2 separate regions of the Homo sapiens genome follow, and region 2 is linked to region 1. A link is a loop called in an ENCODE intact Hi-C map of the cell type or tissue named here. Cell type or tissue: gastrocnemius medialis. All regions are shown on one strand. Links, peaks and the distances in the headings refer to the core of each region. The heading gives the core; the rest is flanking DNA. Region 1 overlaps CECR2 (CECR2 histone acetyl-lysine reader). Region 2 holds the start of CECR3 (cat eye syndrome chromosome region, candidate 3).

Region 1 (14,941 bases), core at 4,552-12,551:
AGAGAAGGATTAACGTCATCCATTATTGCCTTTATGTTACTATAAAATGTGGGTTTAGTTTTCTATCAAGGTTTCTCATCAATTATCCACTACCATAAACAATGGGAGAGGACCGAGTAGTGTCTTTTGATTGCCAAATACTATGCTCTGTACATTGACATGGGTTCTTTGTAATTAAACAAAAACTTCTGTCAAGTGATAGCATTTCATTTTACTAATAAGAAAACTGAAATGGACCCCACTTCTACAAAAAATTAAAAAATTAACTGGGCGTGGTGGTGTGTGCCTATAGTCCAGGTACTCAGGAGGCTGAGGGAGGAGAATCGTTTGAGCCCAGGAATTCAAGGTTACAATGAGCTATGATCACGCTACTGCACTCCAGCCTGGGTAACAGAGTAAGGTCCCTGTCTCTGTTTAAAAAAAAAAAAAAGAAAAGAAACAAGGTGAAATGGAATGGTATCAAGAAACTTATCCAAGGGACAGGACAGGGGAGTGTCATAATTTAAGCAGGTTTGAAAGAAAAGCTCCTGACTCTTCCACATACCACATTAACCCCTCTTCCACTGCCCCGTTTCTTGTGCCTCCATTACACACTGCATTTTCTTTTCTTTTTTTTTCTCCATCTGTCGCCCAGGCTGGAGTGCAGTGGTGCGATCTCATCTCACTGCAACCTCTGCCTCCTGAGTTCAAGCAATGCTTCTGCCTCAGCTTCCTGAGTGGCTGGAATTACAGGCACCCATCACCATGCCTGACTAATTTGTGCATTTTTAGTAGAGATGGGGTTTTGCCATGTTGGCCAGGCTGGTCTTGAACTCTAGACCTCAGGTGATCCACCCGCCTCGGCCTCCCAAAGTGCTGGGATTACAGGCATGAGCCACCACGTCCCTGGCCCCAGGTCAACATTTTTAAATGTTGCATCTTACTATTCTTTATTGTGTTACACTGGATAAGACTGCAAAACAGTATTACCAGTAAGATAGTCTCAAACATTACTCTTTTGGTAACAAGACAGCTTTTACTTCTCGCTATTAACAATCTGACACGCAGTCATGTGTTATACTTAACAATGAGGATATATTTTGAGAAACCACATTCTTAGGTGATTTTGTTATGTTTTCAACAATATAGAATTCAGGGACTAGATGGCATAGCCTACTACACAGCTAGGCTATGGGGTACAGCCTGAGGGTCCTAGATGGTATAGCCTACTACAACCCTAGACGATGTAGTGTGCTACACACCTAGGTTATGGGGTATAGCCTATTACTCCTAGATGGTGTAGTCTACTATATACAACCCTAGATGGTAGGGCCGACTACACACCCAGACTACAGGATATATAGCCTATTGCTCCTAGGTGGTGTAGCCTACTACTTACAATCCCAGACACACAATGGTAAAGTATTTGTGTATCTAAACATACATAAATAGAAAAGGTGCAGTAAAAATACAGTATAAAAGATTTAAGAACTGACACACCGAGATAGGGCACTTATCATGAATGGAGCTTGCAGGACTGGCAGTTGCTCTGCTGAGTCCGTGACTGAGTGGTGTGAATGTGAAGGTTAGGACATTACAGTACACTGCTGTAGACCTTGTAAACACAATGCATTCAGGCTGCACTCAATTTATAAAAAGAAATGGAATTGTGCTACAGTGTCATAAAGGCTATGACGATAGGAAATTTTCAGCTCAATTATAATCTTATGGGACCACAGTGGTATAAATGGTTTGTCATTGACCAAAACATGGTTACTTGGGGCATTATTGTATATACTATGGAATGAGGAGAGTATGTTTAATTTTATCAGGTATGGCGTTCAAAGATATCTATATCAGAACGAACAGAGTAGCTTCCAGTTATTTCTTTCATTTTGGAAATGTTTGGAAGTTATCTTTTCCTTGAAGGTTTAGAAAACTTTACCTGTGAATAAATCGATCCTTCTGTGAGAACTCCCTAATTATTAGTCTGCTAAGATTTTCTACTTCCCAATTTAGATTTTTCTTACTATACTATTCTTCTGGTTAATAGGACTTCATTGAGGTTTTTGAACTTAAAAGCACTATCTATTTCTTTGAAAATATCAAATCCATTATTTCTTTCTGGTCTGCAACTCCATGGTTCTTGAAAATTGTATTTAAAGATTACCCTATTTAAGGGTTACCTTATTTGAATTTTTCTCCTTTTGAAAAGAATCAATGCTTGAAATTTTTAATCAAAATCATCAGTTTTATGCTTTAAGTTTTTTTTCCCCTTAATTCTTCTATCCCCCAAAATGTTAGGCTGAATATAGCAGTAAAAAAGCAGAAATGATAAAAGAAGGCTTAAGGTGACTGGGTATATTTCCAGATAATTTAATGTGCCATGACTGATGATATCAATAAAGTCATATGCAAGGTTACACAAAGTCATAAAAACTATCTCTTTACATCATTGTTACTTTAAGAAAATTAGATTATATATTTTAATTCCTAGAAAAATTGTTGCAGTGAATTGCTGATCACAAAAACAGAATGCAATTATCGTACATGAACTTAAGTACACCGATGGTGAAACGGAGGTTTTCTGGATCATCCAGGACGGCGGAAGTCTTGAAGCACTGTTTGTAAGTTCCCGTTATTAGAGAAAGGTAATTTCTAGGACTTTCCCTAAAGCATCAACCTGCTTAAGGGTTAGACACAGCACCAGATCTACAATAAATTAAATAATACATTTGACATGTTTGCCTCCCTGTAGGTACTGCAGTGATGATTTACAAATACTTTCTCTTCATATTTCACTGGCAAGTGGTCAAATATTTCTGGTCCTCTATTAACATGTATCAATAATCAGAAATATTATTATCGATATGAAATAAGCAAACTGAATAATTATCAACCAACCACCATAGAAAAGGCAAGGCAGGCTAAACGTGGTAGCTCACGCCTGTAATCATAACACTTGGGAGGCCAAGGTGGGTGGATCACTTGTGGCCAGGAGTCAAGACCAGCCTGGCCAACACAGCGAAACCCCATCTCTACTAAAAATATAAAAACATTAGCCAGGCATGGTGGCGCACGCCTATAGTCCCAGCTACTTGGGAGGCTGAGGCATGAGAATCGCTTGAACCCAGGAGGTGGAGGCTGCGGGGGGCCAAGATTGTGCCACTGCACTCCACCCTGAGTGACAGAGCGAGTCTCTGTCTCAAAACAAACAAACAAACAAACAAAAAAACATGAAAAGAAATGACATTAAGTGTCGTGGCTGTTAAAAAGATAAGACATGGTCCTTGAGATGAAGAAGCCTGAACTCACAAAGATATAAAATAAGCATAAAGAAACATGTTAAGCGACAAAAGGCTGGGGGAAACAAGGACAGTTCATGGACGTAGTGACATTTAAGTAAGGCTTTTGAGAGAGTAGTATTTAAATGGGTAAGGAAGTAGAGAGGGGGCCAGGTGTGGTGGCTCACACCTGTAATCCCAGCACTTTGGGAGGCCAAGACAGGAAGAGTGCTTCAGCCCAGGAGTTCAGGACCAGCCCAGGCAACATAGGGAAACCCTACGCACAGATAAAATTAAAAGATTAGCCAGGCGTGGTGGCATGTGCCTGCAGGCCCAGCTACTCGAGAGGATCACTTCGGCCTGGGAGATTGAGGCTGCAGTGAGCTATGACTGCACCACTGTACTCCAGCTTGGGAAATAGAGCAAGACCCTGTCTTAAAGCAATAAAAGCTGGGCACAGTGGCTCATGCCTATAATCCCAGCACTTTGGGAAGCCAAGACAGAAGGATAGATTGAGGCTAGGAGTTTGGGACAAGCCTAGGCAGCAGAGCAAGACCTCGTCTCTACAAAAAATAAAAAATAATTAGCTGGGTGTGGTGGCACGAGCCTGTGTCCCCAGCTACTTGGGAGGTTGAGATGAGAGGATCACATGAGCCTGGCAAATCGAGGCTACAGTGAGCTGTGACCACACTACTGCATTCCAGTCTGGGCGACAAAGTGAGAGAGCTTGTCCTTAAAAAAAAAAAAAAAAAAAAAAAAGCCGGGTGCAGTGGCTCACACCTGTAATCCCAGCACTTTGGGAGGCTGAGGCGGTATATCACTTGAGGTCAGGAGTTCTAGACCAGCCTGGTCAAAATGGTGAAACCCTGTCTCTACTAAAAACACAAAAAATTAGCTGGGCGTGGTGGTGGTGTGAGCCTATAATCCCAGCTACTCAGGAGGCTGAGGCAGGAGAATCGCTTGAACTTGGAAGGCAGAGGTTGCAGTGAACTCAGATTGCACCGCTGCACTGCAGCCTGGGAGACAGAGAGAGACTCAAAAAAAAAAAAAAAAAAAAAAAGGAAAAAGAGGATGAAGGATGTTTGAAAATGCATGAAGTAGGGTGTACATGCATGATAATATGGGGCATATGGTTTATGAGACTATAGCTTGCCCTGAATTTGGTGAAGAGGACACAATCAGGTAGAGCCAGGCAAAGGGCTGGCAATGGAGCTACAAGGACAAAGACAAACCCACAAGATTTTTTTTTTTTTTAAAGCATTACACAGGGACTCAAGGAATGTTTCCTGAGGAGTGTATGGGAGAAGGAAAGTTGGTTCCAGGCTGTGAAAAGCCACCGTCACTATTGGTGGGTGGTAGACACTGAGGACTTTCTGGGGGAAGGAGAACATGATAGGACCCACAGTGAAGGAGAGGGGGTGGCATGAGGTCCCATTCTAACACTGGAGTTCAGACAGGATGGAAGACTGCACTATTTCCAGGACAGTGGGGTGTATGGGGAAGGTCTCATGAATAATCCTTAAATAATGCAGCATCAGGCCTAACACTGAGGAGGACAGAGCAGAGAGTGTGGCGCACCTTCTGGGCGATCATGTTGCAGATCTCAGGCAGGAAGTCCTCACTGAGGAGCTTGTAGAGCTGCCGTTCTCGAAGGGAGGTCCTCTCGCGAAAACTCTCGGTGACCTGTCTCCATTCCTCTTCTGTCTGGCACAGGAGCCACCAAGTACCTTGGCCTGGCCCTTGGGACCCTAGAAAATAAAGGAACGGATTCACTACAGGAGATCCCATGAGGACCTTTCCTTATTTATTCTCAATTTTGTTTCTACTGTGGGTCATGACTAAAATAAGGAACTCGGCCGGGCGCGGTGGCTCAAGCCTGTAATCCCAGCACTTTGGGAGGCCGAGGCGGGCGGATCACGAGGTCAGGAGATCGAGACCATCCTGGCTAACACGGTGAAACCCCGTCTCTACTAAAAATAGAAAAAAAAAAATTAGCCGGGCGCGGTGGCGGGCGCCTGTGATCCTAGCTACTCGGGAGGCTGAGGCAGGAGAATGGCGTGAACCCGGGAGGCGGAGCTTGCAGTGAGCCGAGATCACGCCACTGCACTCCAGCCTGGGCGACAGAGTGAGACTCCGTCTCAAATAAATAAATAAATAAAAATAAAAAAAATAAAATAAGGAACTCAAAAAAGAGACCTATTACTTAATTTTATTTTTTTTGAGACAACGTCTGGCTCTATTGTCCAGGCTGGAGTGCAGTGGTGCCATCTCAGCTCACTGTAACCTACACCTCCTGGGCTCAAGCCATCTTCCCATCTCAGCACCCCCCAAGTAGCTGGGACTACAGGTGTGTACCAGCACATCCAGCTAAACTTTTGTATTTTTCGTAGAGACAGGGTTTTGCCATGTTGTCCAGGCTGGGCTCTAATTCCTGAGCTCAAGTGATCTGCCTGCTTCGAACTCCCAAAGTGCTGGGATTACAGGTGTGAGCCACTGCACCTGGCCTACTTTTAAATTTTATTTATTTATTTATTTATTTATTTATTTAGAGGCAGAGTCCTGCTCTGTTGTCCAGGCCGGAGTTCAGGGGCACCATCTCAGCTCACTGCAGCCTCCGCCTCCTGGATTCAAGTGATTCTCCTGCCTCAGCCTCCCGAGTAGTTGGGATTACAGGTGCCTGCCACCACGCCCAGGTAATTTTTGTATTTTTAGTAGAGATGGGGTTTCACAATGTTGGCCAGGCTGGTCTCGAACTCCCGACCTCAAGTGATCCATCCACCTCGACCTCCCAAAGTGCTGGGATTACAGGCATGAGCCGCCACAATGGCCTCTTTTTGACTTTAAAGTTGACAATGTATACTTCTGGTTTTCCTGTTAAAGTCATTGTTAACAACTAAAAAAAAATGTAATGTCTAAAGGCAATACAAATATAACTACTGTGAATTTAACAAGATAGATATTCACAGTCTAGAAATGATTAAATATATTGACAGAAATGGTTTTGATTTTGAGTCTTTGCTGAGTCTACCCTGCCTCAACTACACTGTGCAAACTGGTATGTGCCTCCCATTTTTATGTTATTTGGATTACAAAATTAAAATCTAGGTAGGAAACCAGTATGTAGTAAACCTATAAGGAAACCATTGTGTCATGAAGCACTGACATTAAAAAGACCTCTCTTTGAGAAGCTGGTTATTCACTCCAACGTTAAGGTGTCTATTACACTGTCCCCAGTAAACAGGGCACTAGTGAAAAGATCTAGTTCTGATCTTAATCCTTAGTCAGATGATGAGCTGGGCACAGGATAAGGTGTGAGGAGGAGAACTGAAGAAGAGTACAGGGGGTAGGTAAAAGGCTATTGCAATAACCTTTACTTTGTATGACTCTAGAAAAAGAGTCAACACCCTAGCATAAATGAATCATATTTATTTAATTCTTTCTAAATGCCAGTAAAGAACATTACCATGTCTTGTCTGTGGCTCGGATGCCAAGGAATTTTCTTCCTGCTTTTCACTGAAACACAGGAAAAAGAGGTGCCAATTAAAACAAAGACAGGTCCAAAATTGTTCTGTGCCACCCCAGGATGGTAGAACCCATTAATTTAACACAAAGAGAGTGTATGTGTGTGTGTTAAGGGGACAAGGCTTGGAGGCGGAACGCTGAATAAATGAACACTAAGATGCAGGCATGCTGGTCTAGGAGGGAAGTACTGACATACAGCTACCCTATGTTATGGCAACAGTATCAATGCATAAGAAAACAGTAACTTTTATTTTTTATTTTTATTTTTTTGAGACGGAGTCTTGCCCTGTCACTTAGGCTGGAGTGCAATGGCGCGATTTCAGCTCACTGCAACCTCCGCCTCCCAGGTTCAAATGATTCTCCTGCCTCAGCCTCCTGAGTAGCTGGGACTATAGGCACCCGCCACCAGGTGCAGCTAATTTTTGTATTTTTTAGTAGAGACGGGATTTCACCATGTTGGCCAGGCTGGTCTTGAACTCCTGACCTCATGATCTGCCTGCCTTGGCCTCCCAAAGTGTTGGGATTACAGGCGTGAGCCACCGTGCCCAGCCAGAAAACAGTAACTTTTAAAGCTTTTTTTGGAAATCAAACAGATGCACTGTTTTTTTTGTTTGTTTGTTCTTGTTTTTTATCACTGCTCCAGTCAAGAGAGAGATGCAACTGTTAATAATTAAATGCCAAGAAAAAAGAACTGTAGGGATTCCAATGTCCTCCTCCCTGATTCAGGGCCGCACTGAAGACAGGTGTATTTATTATAATTGATCCTTACCTAAGGCAGAGGGTTAAGAGCATGGGCTCCGAAGGGGGAATGCCTCTATTCAAGCTGTGCCACTTACAATGTGACCTCAGGAAAGTTAATTAACTTTCCCCCAAAATGGAGCTATTAATAGTGCCTACCTCACAGGGACGTTGGAGATTAAATGACAAAATGCAAAGTGTATAACGCATTAGGATGAAGTATCATTTTCACTTGTATCCCTGAAACAGAAAGGACACTCTGTGGACTTTTCGCTTGTTTTCGATTAAAGTTTCTATGAGAATGAAAATGTTCTATATTGGCATTATCCAATAAACCATGTGGCTGCTGAGCATCTGAAACGTGGCCAGCGTGAACCAGAAACTGAATTTTAAATTTAATGAAAAAATATTTAAATACTGGCTTACACACACAGCTCTAAAGGAAAAAAGTCACCAGTAGAGGGTAGCACAAGTCCATGGATGCTTGTTAAAATGATTCTACAGTCCCAACCCTAAGCTACTGTGATTCTTGATACTTATGGGGAAACGGAGACAGGTATCATGCAGCTTTCTGAATATCGAAGGACGTGTGAAATCCTAACAAACCCGGAAACAGGTGTTGATACATAAAACGTTAAGTAATTACAGGACATTTGTCACAGAAACGGATAAGCAAGAAATAGGCAGCTGCAATCTGAAGCTGAACTTCTGTAAAGTTAAGTGGATGCTGATTGAGTTAAAATCAGGATCTGAGTGATCTACATTCTTTTTTTTTTTGAGATGGAGTATCGCTGTGTCGCCCAGGCTGGAGTGCAGTGGCATAATCTCGGCTCACTGCAAGCTCTGCCTCCCAGGTTCACGTCATTCTCCTGCCTCAGCCTCCCGAGTAGCTGGGACTACAGGCACCCGCCACCACGACTGGCTAATTTTTTGTATTTTTAGTAGAGACGGGGTTTCACCGTGTTAGCCAGGATGGTCTCGATCTCCTGAGTGATCTATATTCTTAATCTGATTTCCCAGAAATATTTCTTAGTGGTTAAAAAGTGACAGGGTGAAATTCAGCCTAACTCAAGCATTTAGATTAAGTAGGAAGGGAAGAAGCCACTTGTCCTGAGTTATCAGAATTTTTAAGAATACAGCCTCACTTCAATAGGCTTAGTGATAGAGCTGATCCTTAAGTAAAAAGTGTATTTACACAGCATAGGTCAGATTTTGAAAAGTCCTATAGCAAGATTCACATGGTGAAATTTCCTAGAAGATAATGACATATAAAAGAAAATCCCCCAAGTATCTTTCTTTGCTAAAATTAAATATAAAATTGAAGAATGAAAAAAACTGTCTTGTTCAATATAATCCTCATTAAGTGCACATCCATCGTCTAGTAAGAGGACTCGCTTAGAGAGGGGAGGTGACTTGCCAGATGTCACACACTAAGGGCTTCCTGACTGTACTGCACATGTGGTAATTTCATAAGGACTCAGTTTCAGGTTGCTATAATAATGTGCTTCCCATGGCACAGGCAAAATAAAGAAAAAGGAATAAATGAATTAAGGTCCCTTCTGCCATGGTCTATGACCACAACTAACAAGATTTTCTTACCTCAACAGAATCTCCTCCTGCAGTTTCTTCCGTTTTGGGGGTCTTCCTCTTCTTTTTCCCGTTTTTCCAGGAATACTTGAGACATTTTTTTGTCCTTCACTTTCCCTAATAAATAATATTAAATAGAAATGTTCTGGCACAGGATTGGCATTGCTACATATGATTTTAAAACAGTATTTCTGGCCATGAGATTACCAAAAAGGATTAAATGTAGCAGTGAAAGGAAAAGGGAACAGCAACTTCCAGTCTTCATTATTAGACTGTGGATCTGAGGAAAACTAACATTTTGCAATACTAAAATGTGCTTAAGATCTAACTAACACCTTCCGAAGAGTAAGCATTCTCCTAGCAGTAAGAAAGCCTAAATAAGAGGTTAGCATTGTTTTGGGATGCTATGGAAATGCGGCCTCTTCCTTACTTAGTAAAGCTTATGTTTCAGGCATCATTTAAATTCCTTCTGTTCTTAAACTGATGGATACTAACGTTCATAAACTACATCATTAAATTCTTTTTTTTTTTTTTTTTTTGATGGAGTCTCGCTCTGTCGCCCAGGCTGGAGTGCAGTGGTGCGATCTCGGCTCACTGCAAGATCAGCCTCCCGGGTTCACACCATTCTCCTGCCTCAGCCTCCCGAGTAGCTGGGACTACAGGTGCCCGCCACCACGCCTGGCTAATTTTTTGTATTTTTAGTAGAGACAGGGTTTCACCGTATTAGCCAGGATGGTCTCGATCTCCTGACCTCGTGATCCGCCCGCCTCGGCCTCCCAGAGTGCTGGGATTACAGGCATGAGCCACTGCGCCTGGCATAAACTACATCATTAATTCTAGTCGAAATAAGGAGATCTCAAGGACTGATGATGCAAGATGAAATTGTTACTGCAGTGAAATGATTGTGCTGCTGAGAAGAAACCTGCTATATTAAAATAGCCTGTGGCAAGAGGAGTGGCATTTCTCAGAAACCTCCTATCAAGAACTTCAGATTAAAAAAGTATATTTAACCCCTCTGGTAGCAGAGAATTAATTCCTTTTTGTTTTTGCATGAAGTATCTCCTTACCATCTCTTTGCAGGCATGCTTAGAGAATTCCTTCATTAGGAAAAAAAAATTGTGCTGTAGAATTCTGATGCATTTAATCTTAATGACATTTTAATACAGTAGCTATCATGCCCTAACACTGAAGAACATACCTGCTCAAAGAGAGTTCTCCATTGGATTTTCCTTGCACCGGGTCCTCTTTGTACATTCGTGTTCCATAGAAATACCAATATAGTGCCCCAGAATTGTCTTCACCCAATGGCTCCACACGGAGACTGTCTGCATCCAGGCCCTACACAGAGCACGGAAAAGGGGTTTGGGGAAATGGGGAACAAAACGCACCAGGAAAAAACCAGAACGAGGATTCCAAATTTACACGTAAGCATAACTCAAATCTAAAAATGCCCAAGTATCGCTGGGCGTGGTGGCTCACGCCTGTAATCCCAGCACTTTGGGAGGCTGAGGCGGGCAAATCATGGGGTCAGGAGTTCAAGACCAGCCTGGCCAACATGGTGAAACCCCACCTCTACTAAAAATACAAAAAATCAGCTGGGCGTGGTGGCGCGCGCCTGTAATCCCAGCTACTCGGGAGGCTGAGGCAGGAGAATCGCTTGAACCTGGGAGGTGGAGGTCGCAGTGAGCCAAGATCATGCCACTGCACTCCAGCCTGGGCGACAGAGAGAGACTCTGTCTCAAACAATAAATAAATAAATAAATAAATAAAAATGTCCAAGTATCTTATGTAATTTTCAATCAGCATAAGAAACACGGATATAATGGGAAGGTGGTACCTACTTTGAGGAACAAGAGATGGAAATATTACAATGCTCCCTATCCCCACCATTGTTCCCTTTTCAAAAAAGAGAGAATCCAACAGCAATCCTGATGAACAGTTTACAGATTTGGCTGGGAGCGGTTGTTTTATGTGAGCACACACGAAAAGAAAGACAAGTACAACCGGGTGGATCAGGCACGGGGCAAGCTTTGCCCCATGGGATCCTCTGTGGCAGTTCCGGCATAACCTCCTGTGACCTCTCACTCCAGCTGAGTTCCAGTGACAGGGCTCCCAATTTACCTCGGGGGCTGACCTGTACTGGCCTTCTCACTGCTACTGAAGTCCTTGAGTCCTCAGCAAAGACCGTGCTAAATTACACAATGATTTTTTTATAATGTGCCCATAACCAGAGCTCAACTGAGAAGTCATCACCACATTTAATCACTGATGATGGAACAGGATTAGAAACTGACTTCCCTATGAGTGAAAGCAATAACCCACACTCTCCCTTGAGGATATACTTTTTTTTTTTTTTAAAGACGGAGTCTCGCTCTGTCACCCAGGCTGGAGTGCAGTGGCGCAATCTCGGCTCACTGCAAGCTCCGCCTCCCGGGTTCATGCCATTCTCCTGCCTCAGCCTCCCGAGTAGCTGGGACTACAGGCGCCTGCCACCACGCCCGGCTAATTTTTTTTTACTTTTAGTGGAGACGGGATTTCACCGTGTTAGCCAGGATGGTCTCGATCTCCTGACTTCGTGATCTGCCTGCCTTGGCCTCCCAAAGTGCTGGGATTACAGGCGTGAGCCACAGCACCCGGCCCCCTCTAGGATATACTTCTAAACAGATAACCACACCAAGGGGGACAGAGAGATGGCCACAGCTTCCTTCAACACATTTTTTGTAACGTGGATGTGTGTAGAGGATGACCTTCACTAACATATACGGTTTCAAGTTCTTGGAGATTTCAGTAAATATTTCAATCAAATTTACACCCTGAAAAATAAAACTCAGTGGCGGATTTAGTTGCAGGTTTGGCTGATGACAGAACAAACAGGGTCCTCTGGTTGTACCTATTGCAGATAGGACTCAGTGCACGTAAAGGAAGATGAAACCAGACTAGAAATTAGACCAAAATAACGTACTTCCATAGGGATGTACATCTTGCATCTCCGTGGCTACAGCAGTCATGGTTTTCCATACAGTGTTATTGGCAATGAATAGTACCAAGACTAGTACCACAAGCCAAACTCTGGCTTAGTATCTTTGGGTTTTACGTTCTGACTACATTTCTGATTGCTGGCTTTTCACAGCTACAGGGAAAGGTTCGCCAGTTAAGCATACCTTTAGAAGATCGAAGACATCGTCTGCATCCAGCCGGTAATCACAGAGTCGGTGCAGGATCTCCACCCGTGTGCGAAGAGGCAGGTCCTGGAAACTGGCTTCCCTCAGAGGGTTGGGCTTCCCTTCTTCGAGCTCCCAGCGGTAGTTGATGATGTCCTCTAGGTAGCTGTGGAATGTCTGAGGCCTAGACCAGGGCCCCAAACACAAAAATACATTAATATAAAATATAGGTTGGTTGGGAGAAGGAGAGAGAGAGAGAACTCATGATCTGACAGCTAACAGATTTTTGTTTTTATACAGACAGGGTCTCGCTCTGTCATCCAGGCTAGAGCACAGTGGCAAGATCTCAGCTCACTGCAGCTCTCCTGGGCTCAAAAGATTTTCCCACCTCAACCTCCCAGGTACCTGGGACCACAGGCATGCACCACCACACCCAGCTAATCTTTGTATTTTTTGTAGAGACAGGGGTCTCCCTATGTTGCCCAGGCTGTTCTCAAGCTCCCAGGCTCACACGATCCGCCCGCCTTGGCTTCCCAAAGTGCTGGGATTACAGGGGTGAGGTAACACGCTTGGCCCAGTTGACAAATTTTACACAGAAAGCAGAAATGAAAAACAGTAACAGGAAGTCCCTCATGAAGTTTCAGCCTACTTACATGGATATTGTGTTTTGTCAACTATCAAGGAAGATAAATATATAAAGAGGGTTTTTCACAGAATAGGTTGACTTTAAAGCCCGAATAGCACATTCTGGTGGAATGGGTAAAAGCATAATCAAATGTGTAGGTTATGAAGCTGAGGCAAAAGTCTCACCCGCTACGCGTACAACTGAAGACACCCTGCGGTTCAGACAGTACAAAGTTGGGTTCATGACTTAGGTGGCGAGAAAAAAGGAAAAAAGAAACGCATAGTTGGCCTAACCTAATTTATATTTCAGGTTAAGATACAAAGGCAGAAAGTCCTCCAGAATACAAATGGCTACACTGATATGCAACTATAATTTCATATTCTATTATACATGAACTTTAAGGCATGAACACTGCATTCTAAATTTTTTTTCTTTGATTTTTCTTTCTTTCTTTTTTTTTTTGAGACAGAGTCTCGCTCTGTCACCCAGGCTGGAGTGCAGTGGCTCGATGTCAGCTCACTGCAAGCTCCACCTCCCGGGTTCATGCCATTCTCCTGCCTCAGCCTCCCGAGTAGCTGGGACTAGAGGCGCCCACCACCATGCCCGGCTAATTTCTTTTTGTAATTTTAGTAGAGACCGGGTTTCACTGTGTTAACCAGGATGGTCTCGATCTCCTGACCTCGTGATCCACCCGCCTCGTCCTCACAAAGTGCTGGGATTACAGGCGTGAGCCACCGTGCCCGTCCTTTCTTTGATTTTTCAGAGATGGGGTCTCAGCATGTTGCCCAGGCTGGTCTTGAACTCCAGGGCTCAAGCAATCCTCCCATGTCTGTATATTAAAATTTGAAGATAGTTTTTCTGCAGAGAACATTTAAGACACCTAGATGGCAATTTAAATTTTTTCTTCAGTACAGTCTGGAAACCCTATAATTGTGTTAAATATATTTTTTCCCATATGGGGTCTCACTATATTGTCCAGGCTGGACTCAAACTCCTGAGCTCAAGCAATCCTCCCACCTTGGTCTCCAGAGCATCTGGACTATAAGTGCGTCTTACCACATCCAGGTGTAAATACCTTTTTTTTTTTTTTTTTTTTTTTTGAGACAGAGTCTTGCTCTGTCACCCAGGCTGGAGTGCAGTGGTGCGATCTTGGCTCACTGCAAGCTCCGCCTCCCAGGTTCACGCCATTCTCCTGCCTCAGCCTCCCGAGTAGCTGGGACTACAGGCGCCTGCCACCACGCCCAGCTAATTTTTTGTATTTTTAGTAGAGACAGGGTTTCACTGTGTTAGCCAGGATGGTCTCGATTTCCTGACCTCATGATCCACCCGCCTCGGCCTCCCGAAGTGCTGGGATTACAGGCGTGAGCCACCACACCCGTTTTTTTTTTTTTTTTAATGGAGTTTTGCTCTTGTAGCCCAGGCTGGAGTACAATGGCGTGATCTTGGCTCACTGCAACCTCTGCCTCCTGGGTGCAAGTGATTCTCCTGCCTCAGTCTCCTGAGTAGCTAGGATTACAGATGCCCACCACCATGACCGGCTAATTTTTGTATTTTTAGTAAAGACAGGGTTTCACCACGTTGGCCAGGCTAGTCTTGAACTCCTGACCTCAGGTGATCCGCTTGCCTTAGCCTCCCAGAGTGCTGGGATTACAGATGTGAGCCACTGTGCCCAGCCACGTATTTTGATTAGTACCTAAATATGCCTTCCATGTAATAATGTGCTGTTTGTTAGATGGTTATTTTACATCTCAACTATTAAGAATCAAGATCTAATTTACCTCATGCTTGATGTGAAAAGTTTTTTCTTATTAATAAGCAAAGAGGCCTAAAGAAGTTATTGGTATCATTTTAAAATTAGGCAACTACTATGTTGACTTATAATCTATGGTAGTTATATTTGCAGCAAAGTGAAAGGAAATATTTGTGGAAAAAATTAAGAAGGCTTAGGCAAATAAGAAATTAAACAGTTTGCCGGGCGCGGTGGCTCACGCCTGTAATCCCAGCACTGTGGGAGGCCGAGGTGGGCGGATCACGAGGTCAGGAGT
Region 2 (14,941 bases), core at 2,301-10,300, 230 kb after region 1:
GTCTCTACTAAAAATACAAAAATTAGTTGGGCGTGGTGGTGCTGGCCTGTAATCCCAGCTACTCTGGAGGCTGAGGCAGGAGAATCCCTTGAGCCCAGGAGGCAGAGGTTGCAGTGAGCTGAGATGGTGCTACTGCACTCCAGCCTGGGCGACAGAGCTAGACTCCGTCTCAAAAAAAAAAAAAAAAAAAAATAGCTGGCGCGGTGGCTCACTCCTGTAATCCCAGCACTTTGAGAGGCCAAGGCCGATGGATCACTTGAGGCAGGAGTTCGAGATCAGTCTGGCCAATATGGTGAAACCCCGTCTCTACTAAAAATACAAAAATTACCTTGGTGTGGTGGCACATGCCTGTAATCCCTGCTACTGGGGAGGCTGAGGCAGGAGAATCACTTGAACCTGGGAGATGAAGGTTGCAGTGAGCTGAGGTTGTGCCACTGCACTCCACCCTGGGCAATACTCTGTCTCAATAAAAAAATAATAATAATAATAAAAGGAAATAATAATAATAATGAGGTCAGGCACGGTGGCTCATGCCTGTAATCCCAGCACTTTGGGAGGCCGAGGCGGGCAGATCACCTGAGGTCAGGAGTTCGAGACCAGCCTGGCCAGCATGGCGAAACATGGTCTCTACTAAAAATACAAAAATTAGCCAGCCATGGTGGCGGGTGCTTGTAATCCCAGCTACTTGGGAGGTTGAGGCAGGAGAATCACTTGAACCCGGGAGACGAAGGTTGCAGTGAGCTGAGATCGGGCCATTGCACTCCAGCCTGGGCAAGAGTGAAACTCCATCTGAAAAAAAAATAATAATAATAATACATCTAGTGTCAGTTTAATAAAATAACTAAAATAGGCCGGGCGCGGTGACTCATGCCTGTAATCCCAGCACTTTGGGAGGCTGAGGTGGGCGGATCACGAGGTCAGGAGATGGAGACCATCCTTGGTCAGGAGATCGAGACCATCCTGGTTAACACGGTGAAACCCTGTCTCTACTAAAAAAAAAAAAAAAAAGAAAGAAAGAAAATAACTAAAATAATTTAAGTGTTTTGTAAATAATTGAAGTGGAAGATTAAATGTTCTGACTCAAATTGTCAAATAGAAGATAACTGTGCAGTCAGAGAAGTAGCTTCTTTCTTTTTTTTTTTTTTTTTTTTGAGACGGAGTCTCGCATTGTCACCCAGGCTGGAGTACAGTGGCGCAACCTCAGCTCATTGCAAGCTCTGCCTCCCGGGTTCACACCATTCTCCTGCCTCAGCCTCCCAAGTAGCTGGGACTGCAGGCTCCCGCCACCACGCCCAGCTATTTTTTTTTTCGAGACAGAGTTTTGTTCTTGTCTTTCCCAGGCTGGAGTGCAATGGTGTGATCTTGGCTCACCGCAACCTCCGCCTCCCAGGTTCAAGTGATTCTCTTGCCTCAGCCTCCCAAGTTGCTGGAATTACAGGCATGCACCACCACGCCCAGCTAATTTTCTGCTTTTAGTAGAGACAGGGTTTCTCCATGTTGATCAGGCTGGTCTCGAACTCCTGACCTCAGGTGATCTGCCTGCCTTGGTCTCCCAAAATGCTGGGATTACAGGTGTGAGCCACCGCGTCCGGCCCTGGCTTCTGTCTTTAACCAACCCTAAACACCTAAAGAGTGCTTATTAATTGCATTTTATTTCATAGGATTCTTCTAGTTTGAATTTTTCAACAAGGCAAGAGGGAGGGACGTCAAAGTCCCTGGAGACGCGAAAGCTACAGCACTCCACTGTGCACTGTGTTTTGCACCAGGGTGCACCTACAGATAGAACGCTGGGATTCGAGTCACCACAAAAACAGTACCTTCCACAGAAATTCCTATTTTGAGGGTGGACTTCAGTTCACAATTAGACACCAACTCTAAGAAAGCAGTTTTTGTGGTGTGTGTTTTCTCTTTTGTTTCGTTTATTTGTTTGTGGGTACATTGGACTATCCTTTATTTGGAGAGATGGCAGCCAGACCTAGAGAAAGCTGAAATTCTCACTTGCTAGTTAGATAAACATCGGTTCTTGTCACCCCAATCATCTAGATTGTGTGACAGATTTTGTCAGGGGCAGGCCTCACTGGAGTTCAGCTTTCAACAAAGCGGAGGGGATTGGTTGTGTCAAGGATATTTTAATTGGCTGTCTACATTGTGTGGACTCATTAGATAATTGCCAACCTTCTTCACTTTCTGTTGGGTAGACCTGGCTACAGAAGACAGCGTTTGGAAAAGAGATTAGTAAGAAGAGAGGCTGCTGGGCTGGAGAGCTCCTGGCAAAGGGGGACAAACTTGCAGGGAGGGTTGGGGTGGAAAACAAAAGGCCCTGAGCTGGGGAGAAACATCATGAGAGAACAGGAAGGACTCTGGCTGGGGGTGGGATTGGAAACTTCCTCAGAAATCAAGGTTCAAAGAAGACAGTGAGGAAGTACAAATAGACTCATCAGGTCAGGCTGGACCAGAGAAGCTGTGGCAGACGCAGGTGGTCACAGATGCCAGGGAAGAGGCCAGAGGGGCCTCCCTTAGGAGGTAGCTCCGTCCTAGAGAGTTGTTTGTCCCAAAGGCTCCAGAGAAAATGAAGGGGGAGGGGTGGGGAGTGCTCATTCCCAGAGGGAGGGAGGCAAGCTTGGCAAATTCCAGCCCTGCAAGGGTGAGCCCGGCCTATCAGTGTCGAAGGAGGGCTCAGAGGAAGCAGAGGGAGGTGTCTCATCACCACTGCACCAGGGGGTAGGGACTGGGGAAGCAGGGCTGGCCCAGGGGGCTAAGGTCATCCTAGCAGGAGGGGGCTGGCCCAGTAGCAAATGGGCCAAGGTTCCAAATAGGACTTATTACAAGAAAAACAAAAACAAATTCAACATCGTTAGTGGTGGGTTCCTCATCTTTATCTGTTGTAAGTTTTCTAAAAAAAAAAAAAAATCTGAACTCCAACCCACCTTAAGTTCACCTTATTAAAAAGTAACCCTAGGTAAAATAGCACACAAAAAAAAGAGAGAAATAAATAAAAGGTAAGGGGGACCCAAAATATCTATCAATAAGGAAATCATTAAATAAATCATCACATCCTGGTGGATAAGAACTGTAATTGCAACTTTGGGAGGCCAAGGTGGGAGAATAGCTTGAGGTTGAGGGTTTGAGACCAGCCTGGGCAAAGCAGCAAGGCCCTCTCTACCAAAAATATAAAATTTGGTGGCATGGTGGTGCATGCCTGTAGTCCCAGCCACTTAGGAGGCTGAGGCAGGAGGATCTCTTGAGCCTGGGAGGTCGAGGCTGCAGTGAGCCATGATCACACCACTGCACTCCAGCTTGGACAACAGAGCAAGACCCTGACTCTAAAAACATAAACAAACAAACAAGTAAATAAATTATGACATCCAGACTAAGTAAAACAATGAAGCAGTTAAAAACAAAGAGAGAGGCCAGGCACGGTGGCTCACGCCTGTAACCCCAACACTTTGGGAGGCAGAGGCGGGCGGATCACCTGAGATTGGGAGTTCGAGACCAGCCTCACCAACATGGAGAAACCCCATCTCTACTAAAACTGCAAAATTAGCCAGGCATGGTCGTGCATGCCTGTAATCCCAGCTGCTCTGGAGGCTGAGGCAGGAGAATAGCTTGAATGAGGGAGGCAGAGGTTGCAGTGGGCTGAGAGAGCGCCATTGCGCTCCAGCTTGGGCGACAAGAACGAAACTCTGTCTCAAAAATAAATAAATAAATAAAAATAATAAAAATAAAAACAAAGAGAGGGCCGGGCGCAGTGGCTCACGCCTGTAATCCCAGCACTTTCGGAGGCCGAGAGGGGTGGATCACGAGGTCAGGAGATTGAGACCATCCTGGCTAACACAGTGAAACCCTGTCTCTACTAAAAAAAATACAAAAAATTAGCCGGGCGTGGTGGCGGGCACCTGTAGTCCCAGCTACTCAGGAGGCTGAGGCAGGAGAATGGTGTAAACCCGGGAGGCGGAGCTTGCAGTGAGCCGAGATGGCGCCACTGCACTCCAGGCTAGGCGACAGAGCGAGATTCTGTCTCAAAAAAACAAAAAAACAAAAACGAAAAACAAACAAGGATAGAAGCACATGTATTAATGGAAGATAAATTATTCAGTTAAAAGAAATTCTAGGCCAGGTGCAGTAGCTCATGCCTGCAATCCCAGCACTTTGGGAGGCTGAGGTGGGTGGATCACGAGGTCAGGAGTTCAAGACCAGCCTGGCCAAGATGGTGAAACCCTGTCTCTACTAAAAATACAAAAATTAGCCGGGCATGGTGGTGGGTGTCTGTAATCCCAGCTACTTGGGAGGCTGAGGCAGAGAATTGCTTGAACCCAGGAGGCGGAGGCTGCAGTGAACTGAGATTGAGCCACTGCACTCCAGCCTGGCGACAGAGCGAGACTCTGTCTCAAAAAAAAAAAAAAAGAAAAGAAAAATAAATTCTAGAAGAAATGTATGATTCCCTTTGGCATGCATGCGTGTCTGAGTTCAACAGGGGAAGCGCACATGCGACCGTCCACAGTGCTCATGTGAGGGGAGGGGCAGGGATTGAGGCAGCAGAATTAGGAGTCAAACTCCAAATTTGCCAGATCATCTACAAGGAGGGAATGACAGAGCCTGGATGTGCTTGTGGGAACCCCTGCGGAGTCCAGGCTATGTCTGGGCAGGTGTCCTCTCCCAGAAGGCTCTTTTTTTTGTGGAGAGGGTAGAAGCTGGAAATAACACGTTGTAATCGATAATAACAACGCAGGGGCTGGCAGTACTTTGGACGCCCAGTCTCCTCTCCTCTGGACAGCCACGTTGTCCAGGGAGAAATGAAGGGCTGTGGGTCAGGCCACAGGTAAGTCATGAGAAAGACCAGAATAAGAACTGTGAGTCAGCACCCACCTGGCTTCTTCAGACGCATAGTGGCTCCTGTCATCTTAGCGCCTTTGCTCTGATCGCCCCCGGAAGACAGTCCAGTCCTGGTTAAATTCTCTTCCTCTGAGCTTCAATGTCATTTCCTCCTGGCCCCCTCCAATCTCATTTACTTTGCTCCCGCTGTGGCACATGTTCATGGAAGCCAGACCTTCTCCTCATGGTGCACCGTCTGTCGTACTGTCTGTGTGGTTTTGCAGTCCCTCCCCAGACGGTGACTGCAAGCACCACAGGTCGGAGCAGGGACCTGCCCTGGCCAATTTGTTCACGGGCCACCTCCCCAGCCCTGCCATGGAGCAGTTGCTCAACAGATATTACCAGAGCTGGTAACTGCTGAAGCGAGTGCAGTCTCCACTGCGATCCCCTCTGTCTCAGACCTGGCATTGGGAATTTGGTGTTAAGTGGGTGTGGCTGCCAGGAAGGCACTGGAACAAAACCCTGCCCTGTGTTTCCTAAGCAGGTCAGCAGGTGAATGCGTGAACCCGCAGCCCAGCCCTGGCAAAACTTTAGTTGTCTGATGAGATAAACACCTGCCCACACCCAAGACTCCAGGCCCTCTGCTGCAAGCCTGGGTGGGTAGAAGTGGCAGGGGCGGGGGGGAGCAGAAGGGAGAGAGAGGCACAAGTGACTATCTGTCACTGCATAGCCTCACTGGGCTCTGCAGCCGGAGAACACACGAGGGACATAAGGGGTGCTGCCGAGGAGGGTGAATGTCACCTCTCCGCCCCACCCACTCAGCATGGGAGTGACACTCTGAAAACCCCTGTCAGGCCAACAGGCATTTTCAGCTTTCCCCAGTTACCCTGGAGGAGGGTTCACCAAACTGCCACCTGGGTGTGTGATTTGGCTGAAGAGCTCTGCCAGGTCCTTCCCACCCACTAAATAAGGGGAAACAATGGTAGGGAGCAGATGTTTGCCCCCAAGCTCCTCAGGGTGGAGGCAGCTTCTCCTTCTTCTGCCTCTGTGTGGGAGTCAACTGAGGAAGATGGAGCCTCCCGGTGGGTGGAAAGGAGGTGTAGAGTGAATGGGGAGGGGAGATGCTCTAAAAGCGTGCCCCAGATGGTGTTGAGAGGAAAATCCCTGGGTTAGAGCTCAACATCCTGGCTCTGTTTCAGTGGCTGTCCCCCCACCTTCACCTTTCCTAGTTATACATCACAGCATCTTTGTCTGTAGAATTCTGGGGGTGGGAGGTGTGACCCTGAGGGCCCCACATCTTCCTCGGTGCACAGTCCCCCAGCACCCACCTCCCCAGAACCCCCACCTGCACCTGCACTGCCTGGCCTTCCTTCCTTAGCAAGACAGAATTCCTGACAGCCCCAGGGGTTAGGAACAGCTGCATGTGAAGCCCACAGCGGCCTTTCTGAAGCTTTACCCAAGTTCTGCTCCCTGGAGCCACATGGAAGGAAGTTCTGCCTGACAGCCTTTCCAGCACCCTGGGAAGCTGCCGATTTATTTTCTTTACCCCTGACTTCACTTATCTAGGATCCCAACAGAGACTGACAAAGCCAGAGACCCTGATGGTTTAGGATTCCAAGGTTTCTTATGCCTCTAGCTGCTCAGCCAGGAGCTTTCTTGATTTTGTGTTTTTCAAATGAGAAGCATCTTACCAGCTAAGTAAGTCTAAGAGTGTCATGACTCATGGACCTTGGAAACCAATGGTCAGTAGTTTGGGATTCTTTGGGTGGATCAAGAGATTTTCTTGGGGACCTAGGAGCACCTCGATGTGTGGAGGGCCTGAGCAGATGGACTAGTGCCCTCCTCTGGATGGAATTGGAGGTTCCCCTTACGCCCCAATCCCTCCACCCCTGCCCTGGGGCTTTTTTTTTTTTTTCTTTTTTTGCTTGGTGGAATGGGAGAGTACTTTTCAAAGTTACAGTTACATAGAAAAGTTAAAATCACAGCACTATTGCATATCTGAGTGCCAAGAATTACGTTTGTCTTGCTGCAGGTGAGGGAAATGAGGTCACTTCTCAAGAAGTTTGCATTTTCTGAGAAAATGTGGACACAATGGAAAAGCCAAGGCATAAAACCATACACCTGAGAAGGCTGAAGCAAATTGCTCCAGGACTTACAGCACAGTGGGTACGTGTTCCGCAGGTGAGAGGCAGCCTCTGCAGAGGCTGACAAGTCCTTTTTGGATGACACTGTGACTCAGCCCTCATATTCCCCTCTCCAGGGCGATGATCCACCTGGTGCTGTGGCTGCTGAGATTCTAGTCATCCTACTCGCTCTAGGCTGGTGTGATTCTTTTGTTTGTTTGTTTGTTTGAGATAAGTCTCGCTCTGACGCCCAGGCTGGAATGCAATGGTTTGATCTCAGCTCACTGCAGCCTCTGCCTTCCGGGTCCAAGCGATTCTTGTGCCTCAGGCTCCTGAGTACTGGGACTATAGGCGCCCAACAACACAACTGGCTAATTTTTGAATTTTTAGTAGAGACGGGTTTCACCATATTGGCCAGGCTGGTTTCGAACTCCTGACCTCAAGTGATCCGCCCACCTCGGCCTCCCCAAGTCCTGGGACTACAGACCTGAGCCACTGCGCCTGGCCTAGACTGGTGTCATTCTGACATTTCCAGGCCACGAAGCAGTCCCAGACTCAGCAGCCCTGGGCATCTGCCGTAGCCCTGTTGTATGATCTGCTCTGCCACTCATGAGGCATGACTCACCCTCCTACCCTCTCCGAGCCTCAGTTTACTCATTTAAATCTCAAAGCCTCCACAGATAATTGGGAAATGAAAGGAAAATCGTGTAAGTATGAATACCTTCCACAGATAGCGGGATCTCATTAATACTAGTTTTCCCCTTTCCATACCTCCCAGCAAAGAAAAGTTGGTAACTGCAGGCCTCTGAACTAGTGCCCCACATCGGAGATACCGGCCACTTCTTACTGAACATTTGCCTGTGTCTACTATAAGGATATAAGATCATCTCAACCTCCCAAGAAGCCGATATTAGCACCCCCATTTTTGCAGCTAAAGAAACTTAGGTGCAGAAAAATGAAATAGCATATTCAAGGTCACAGAATGACCTGGGGCAGAGCTACAGTCTAGACCCCCATCTGTCTGATATAAACCCCATTCTATGAACCCTCAACATTGCTACTCCCCTTCCAACGCCACTGGAGCAGAAAGCTCCAAAACTGGGTGAAGCACATACAGCTCTATAGCAGGCAACCCCATTCCTGTGTTCCACCTAGTGAAGAACCAGGAGGTTGTGCATGACCAAGGTGGTTCAGGGTGAAGGTCAGGGGCTGGCTGAAAATGGAAGGCATCTCAGGCTGGGTCTTTGACTGTGATTATGTCAGGGTTGGGGCTGAAATATTGTGAGTGGTAACTGAGGTTTCAACCTCTTCCCTAGGAAAGAGTGGGGGTGGGGTGGTGAAGCTGGTTAATTGAGATGGGAGGGTTGGGGTGGGGGCAGGCAGAGCCTTCCAAGGCCTTCAGATCCGGTGCTGTTACCGTAAACAAGTGCAACCCTCAGCTCCCTGGAGGGCCTGGGGAGCAAATGCGTGCATCCCTGCTTCGTTCCCAGCAGCTGTTCACTGGAGGACGCAGCCTGCCATCCCCAGCCGACCTCCTCCACAGCCTTCCCCAGCCCCCAGATCAAGCCTCAGGAAGTGGCGCTGCTGAGAATCTCTCCTCCAGCCCTGCCTCCTGCCGAGAGTGTCTTCAGCGCCAGCATTTCCTGGCCTAATTAAGCTGGGTAATGAGTAGCTAAGAGGAGGGGATAAAAGCCCTAGGCGGCTTAGAGCTGGGACAGTTTATGACAGGGGCGTCTGCAGCTGGTGACATTCCTAGGAAAATTATTTCTCATAACCCTGGGAAGTTGCATGCTGTTTCCTTAGCAGCAGAGTAAGCCTCAAAGGTGAGCATGGGGAACACTGCATCTTAAGGGGGCCTGACTGGAGGGTCCTAAAGGTGACAGGTGGGGGGTGCCATGTGTCTGTAGGACTGATCAGAGCTGCAGAGCAGCTACAGGCCACCCGGGCTAATGCCCTTAGCTTAGTCCGAGGCCGGGGCATCCGTGGTGGCCACGTGACTCCCCAGGGCTTGGGTTTTGTGTTTCTTCTGAATGATAGGACTCTGCACAGCATGCAGTTTCTAAGACCGTATCCTTTCAGGGAAGGAAATCTGAGCTAGAGGCTCTGATCCTGACTCCTCCGCAGCCCACTATTAAGGGTGTGAAAATTGTGTTTTGGAAAATATCAGGTGCCCCAGCAGCCAGGAGTGGGTAGAAGAGCTCTCAGACAGGGGCCCTGGGGGAAAGGGGAAGGTGGGCACCAGGCGCTCTGGACACCAGGGCCCGCCCTTCCAGAGACACTCAGGAGCCCAGCGTTGATTATCCCCACTCCCACTCTGCAGCCACAGCCTCAGCCCCCAAATTCTCCTTCTTTGGCACTCAGTTTTGTTTGTTTGTTTTTTGTGTCAGTTCTGTTTGTTTTTGTTTTCTTCAGTCACCTTGCACTCCTTCCTTAGTTGGCCAGGGAACTTCGTGCTGTATGGGGTGGAGCAGGGCAAGGCCCAGGCTCTGGAGCTCGGCCCATCCCCACGTCTCTGAGTGAACTTGGGAGATCAGGTGACCTCTCAGCCATGGTTTTCCCATTTGTAGAATGAAGGCATTAGTGATGTCTAGTGTCCAGTATGTTATGAACCGCAACCTCCACTTGGCCTGTGAGTGGCGAGCGAGGCTGAAATTGGGCCATGTTTCCCAGACCTTTCAAATTAGGTTACCCAGTTTCACCCAAGAACATTTTTGCCCCAATTATCCTGTAAAGCAGAGTCATAGCTAGTGAGTATGTATTTTATTATTATTATTACTGTTATTATTAGAAACAGGGTCTCATTCTGTCATCCAGGCTGGAATGCCATGGTGTGAACATGGTTCGACCTCCCGGGCCCAAGCAATCCTCCCACCTCAGCCACCCGAATGGCTGGGACCACAGACACGTCACCACACCCAGCTAATTTTTGGTATTTTTTGTAGAGACTGGGTTTCACCATGCTGCCCAGGCTGGTCTCAAACTCTTGGGCCCAAGCGATCCTCCTGCCTTTGCCTCCCAAAGTGCTGGGATTACAAGCGTGAGTCACTTCGCCTGGCTGAATACCTGTTTTTGATGATGGAAGGGCCCATTCTCCTGCACTCTTGTAATCAATATTTGTTCTTTTCCAATTTTCTAAACAAGACCTGTCTGGTGCAATGTCCTCCGAGCCCCGCTTCCTCCACGGCTGGAGCCGGGAGCGGCAGGGAATGTGTGGGCATTCCGTCTTTCCTTCTGATCGCCGCCCTTCACCCTCTGCCCTTGGCTGTTCCCACAGTCCCATCTATTCCCCTGGCCTCCTGCTTGTCTCTCTAAACGAGGAGTGAGTATGCAGATCACAAATAACCTGGTGTTTCCGTTTTTCCCTCTGGCGGTGGTTGCCCCTGGAGTGGAAGGAGACCTGGTGGCCAGATGCCTGACATGGCCGGGACAGCTGGTGCTCTCAGCATTCCTGGGGAAGGTCCCTGGGGATTGGACTTGAGGGGATCACACCAAGAAGAGGGGTGAGCAGGCCTGGCAGCTCACCCCTGTGACCCAGCTCACCTCTGGCTGGGCTGCCTGGCATGATCCCCCGGCCCGGCCGGCAGCAGCTGCGCAGGCCAGGGGAGCCAAATGGCTCTGCATGTGTAATCCTAGCTAAAAAGAGAAAGGGGAAAGATCTTGTAATTTCCCAGGACACAGACAACTGAAACCTGACACTCTTGCCAAGGAAGTCCTTTCACTGAGAGAGAGAGAGAGACAGAGAAGGAGGGAGGGAGGGGAGTGTGTGAGAGCCCACTCTGGAAGGTTCCGGGAGAGACAGAGAGAAGGAGGGAGGGCGGGGAGTGTGTGAGAGGCCATTCTGGAAGGTTCCGGGGCCAGCAGGAAGCCCTGAGCACAGCTCTCCTGTGAGTACCCCATGTGTCATCTGCCCTAGTCTTTGGCCTGAGCCAGGAGATGTGGCTGGTCTGCCCAGTGGGCACAGCAGTGGCGGCAGAGGCCCGGCCGCCATCCGTCTCTGTTCATTGGGAGCCGCTGCCCCTTCCTTTCCCTGCCTTTTGTGTCAGGGAGCCAGATTGTGCTGTTGAGAAAAATGTGCTCGAAGCCCTTCAACTCGGCCAGTAAGAGCCATTCTTTCTTCCTGTCGCTCAGCGCTTTGTAAAACCAAATGTATGATCAGAGTGGAAGGAGTCCAGCCTGACTTGAACGGGTTAGGGTCATTCATCTTTGTTCAGCTATAAGGAATTGCAGGTGTTTGTTAGGCTAAAGCCACAGAAATTTGGGGAGGCCACTTTGTGACCAGCTCTGTGCTGGGTGCAGCTCTGGGGGACACAGGCATGTATGACAAGTGTCTGTCCTTGAGGTGTAGTTTGCCATCTGGCTGGAGCAACAAGACTTTCAGCCACAAGGATCAGTGAACGATACATGAAGGAGTCTCCAATCAAGAACCTGAAGGTGGGATACAGCCAGCCAGTGGTTCTGGGGGTCCGTCCTGGTGTGCTCTGTGGAGAAGCCTTCTTTTAGGTGAAATGTTCTCTGCCGCCATTCTGTGTCACCCGCTGTTGATTGCGCTCCTATGATGTGCCAGGCGCTGACCGGGCACCAGGGATGCTGCCGCCCTGGCGTAGCGCACTCTAAAGGCTCTGACTTCACTCTTATCTGTGCATGTTTGTATTTTATAGTTCATTTGTTTATTTACACACCACATATGTTCAGTGTATCCAAAAAGATTCAAGGCAGTTTATCATTAATGGCACAAGTGCCAGAAACCCCAAAACCAGATTAAAGGTTGAGATCCAGGGTCTAGAGAAAGCTGGGGCTAAGGAATAAGCCCATCAGAAAAGTAGGATTCAAGGAAGTGCTGCAACATTTGAACCTAAAAGTTGGTTCCGAGCTGCCTGGTGGTTAGGTCAAAAAGGGAAATAGTGTGTCTAATATAAAGGAAACATTTCTTGTGTACGTCCCTTCTTTCTGACGCCAACCTTCAGGCTCATTTCTTACCATCATCCCATGCACACTCCACCTTGCTTGACTGCATTCACTTCTGCAGAAGCACTGAGGGTCGGGCTCATTGGCACCTGAGCTTCTCCCACCTCCCCACTGCTCTGTCTGCTTAACTCCGGTGAACACCACTGGCCCTGCTTCAACAGGCAGTGCGGTCACTACTTCACATGCCTGCCTGAGCCCGCAGTCAGCGCCTGCTGCCCTCCCCGTGTCGATGCCTCTCCCACCTGGCTCTGTCACGGCCCTCTCAGGGTACTGTCATTGCTCCCTGCTTCTTTCCCTACCTGCTGGTGAGTTGCTGCAGACCAGGAGTCCTGTCCCTCATCTCCACTATCTCAGGGCCTAGCACAGTGCCTGCTGCACTATAGCCAATAAATACTTGCCACTAACAATTATTTTGCACTTAATGATGTGACAACCACCATGGTAATTGTCTTACAAATATTATCTTTTCTTTTTTCCTTGTGGCAGGGTCTCACTCTATTGCCCAGGCCAGAGCTCACTGCAACCTCTTCCTCCTGGGTTCAAGCAACTCTCTTGCCTCAGCCTCCCAAGTAGCTGGGATTACAGGTGTGCACCACCAAGCCCTGTTACTTTTTGTATTTTTGATAGAGACTGAGTTTCGCTGCGTTGGCCAGGCTGGTCTCCAACTCCTGACCTCAAGTGATCTGCCCGCCTTGGCCTCCCAAAGTACTGGGATTACAGGTGTGAACCATTGCACCAGGCCCATTTAACTCTTTTTTCTTTTTCCCCTGAGATGGAGTCTTGCTCTGTCGCCCAGGCTGGAGCGCAGTGGCGCAATCTTGGCTCACTGAAATCTCCGCCTCCCAAGTTCAAGCAGTACTCTGAGTAGCTGGGATTACAGGCGTGCACCACCACGCCTGGCTAATTTTTGTATTTTTAGTAGAGATGGGGTTTCACCATGTTGGCCAGGCTGGTCTCGAACTCCTGACCTCGTGATCCACCCGCCTTGGCCTCCCAAAGTGCTGGGATTACAGGCGTGAGCCACCGCACCCAGCCCATATATAATCTCATTTAACTCTTAAAATAACCCTGTGACACAGTTGTTATTATGACCATTTTACAGGTAAAGAAACTGAGATTAAATGAGCCGAGTAACCCAAGGACTCCTAATGGTGGACCTAGCCTCAAACTCAGATCTTCCTGACTTTGAAGCCGGTGGAAAGGATGAGACATTTTGCATTTATGGCCTTTTATTGGAATTATTTTTATCTGTTATTAGATTATGAGCCCTCAGAGGAAAGGGGGAAAGACCTCCCCACATGCACAGCAGAGAGCACGTTGCTTCGCACACAGTAGGAACTCCTGAAGTATTTCTCAGCAACAAGAGTTCTTTTTTTTTTTTAGACGAAGTCTTGCTCTTGTCGCCCAGGTTAGAGTGTAGTGGCGCAATCTCGGCTCACTGCAACCTCCGTCTCCTGGGTTCAAATGATTCTCCTGCCTCAGCCTCCCGAGTAGCTGGGATTACAGGCGCTAGCCACCACGCCCAGCTAGTTTTTGTATTTTTAGTAGAGACGGGGTTTCACCATCTTGGCTAGGCTGGTCTCAAACTCCTGACCTCAGGTGATCCACCTGCCTCGGCCTCCCAAAATGCTGGGATTACAGGCATGAGCCACTGTGCCCGGCCAAGAGTTCTTAACAAAGACATGGGGAGAATTCTATCGCCGGCTTGCAGTAAGACTGAAACTTACAAGGCCCTCACCACCACCCAGTTGGCTTCATCACACTGTGGTATTCACAGGCCTTAGAACTTACAGCTGAAAAGGACCTTAGAAATCAGAGACTCCAACCCCCATGTTTCACAGCCCAAGAAACAGTTGCAGAGAGATCAAATGGCTCAACTAAGGTCATACAGCTCATTAGCAACAGCAAGGGTAGGGACAGATCTGACTCCAACTCCCCGGAATTGCTTTCCAATTTGGTCAAAAATTTTACCTGGATTCAGCAAACAAGGTGACAAAAGGCCAGAGCGGGGAAGCCCACCAAGGCAACACCCCTCGGGAGAGTCACTAGTGGGCACTGGCCTTGGCTCTCCAGCCAGCCTGCTCAACCGCAGGCAGACTTCTCCCTTGCCCCTCCCCCAGCCACCATATTTCTTCCAGTAGCCACTCACCACCTCCTGCATGACCAGGTCTTTCTCAGGCATCTCTTGTTTGTGGGAAAGGTATTGGTGAATATCAGTCCTCCAACCGTCAGTGACTCCCTCCTGTGGACGCAGCCTTGGCTCAGACTCCTAAAGGAGGTGGGGCTCTGAGCTCTATAGCGGAGCTCACAGGGTGATTCTGCCCCCCTCCACCAGGACATTCTGATTGTCATAACTGCGGGAGGCAGACAACTTGCTACTTCACCTGGAGAGTAGAGGCTGACGATGCTGCTAAACATCCGACAGTGCACAGGACAGCCTCCAAAACAAAGAAATATCTGGCGCAAATGTCAGCAGTGCTGAGGATGAGAAGCCCTGCTGGACAAATGGGAAGAAGAGCTCTGCCCGCTGATTCCTCCTGGCAGAAAAGTTCCCACTGGGCTCCTCTCTACCCTGCCCAGTGGGTCTGCAGGTACCTCTTCAGAGCCACTGGGTTTTTGGTCTCCTTTTTTCCTACCACTTCCACCAGCCATTTGGTGTTTCCGTTTTGTCTCCAACAAAACACCAAAAAAAGGGCAATGATTTTATTGAGCACCAAATGGGTTCACGGCAGAATGCTTGGTGTTTTTGGTGTTTTATGTATCTTACATTAGCTTTGCCTTGTCACTTAATTCCACCTGAAAAACAAAAGAGTAATTTAACTCTGAGTCAGAGCCAGATATTGTTAACATTTTACCAATGAGAAGACAGGCTCAGGGAGGTCAAGTAATTTGTTCAAGGTCACTCAGCCATTAACTGTTTCAAACCCAGCTGTGAGCTATCCAGGCTACTGTTACTTTCCACACGAAACAGCAGCAGGCTGTGCAGACAGGTATGAGACAGTCAGCAAATTAAAGGTTGTGTTTGTCTTTCTCAGACGCCA

Evidence for each region. Hi-C counts contacts between places; a loop is a spot of excess contacts. Peaks named below come from ENCODE experiments on the same cell type or tissue, not always from the same donor. Only the 100,000 strongest peaks of a DNase experiment are listed, where the experiment ranks them.
Region 2: a loop joins it to region 1, with 4 times the contacts of the local background. A loop is called at or near these places in 7 of 110 quality-filtered maps.

The regions. Positions count from the first base shown.
Region 1 is chr22:17,494,917-17,509,857 of GRCh38, reverse strand. CECR2 (CECR2 histone acetyl-lysine reader) reads right to left here. Exons shown (of 19, transcript NM_001290047.2): 3 at 12,272-12,455; 4 at 10,309-10,448; 5 at 9,123-9,227; 6 at 6,727-6,776; 7 at 4,842-5,011. Among named protein-coding and RNA genes, the nearest start is that of SLC25A18, 61 kb to the left of the region's middle. In gastrocnemius medialis, for the core only: a CTCF peak has its summit at 7,973 (motif pointing right); no DNase peak of the experiment used is centred there; H3K27ac peaks cover 2,252 bases.
Region 2 is chr22:17,260,340-17,275,280 of GRCh38, reverse strand. It overlaps CECR3 (cat eye syndrome chromosome region, candidate 3), which reads left to right and starts at 8,548. Exons shown (of 3, transcript NR_038398.2): 1 at 8,548-8,758; 2 at 14,236-14,491. RefSeq lists enhancers at 4,790-5,778, 10,099-10,925, 10,926-11,752, 13,891-14,476. In gastrocnemius medialis, for the core only: a CTCF peak has its summit at 6,684 (motif pointing left); a DNase peak (open chromatin) is centred at 8,412; H3K4me3 peaks cover 312 bases; H3K27ac peaks cover 2,962 bases.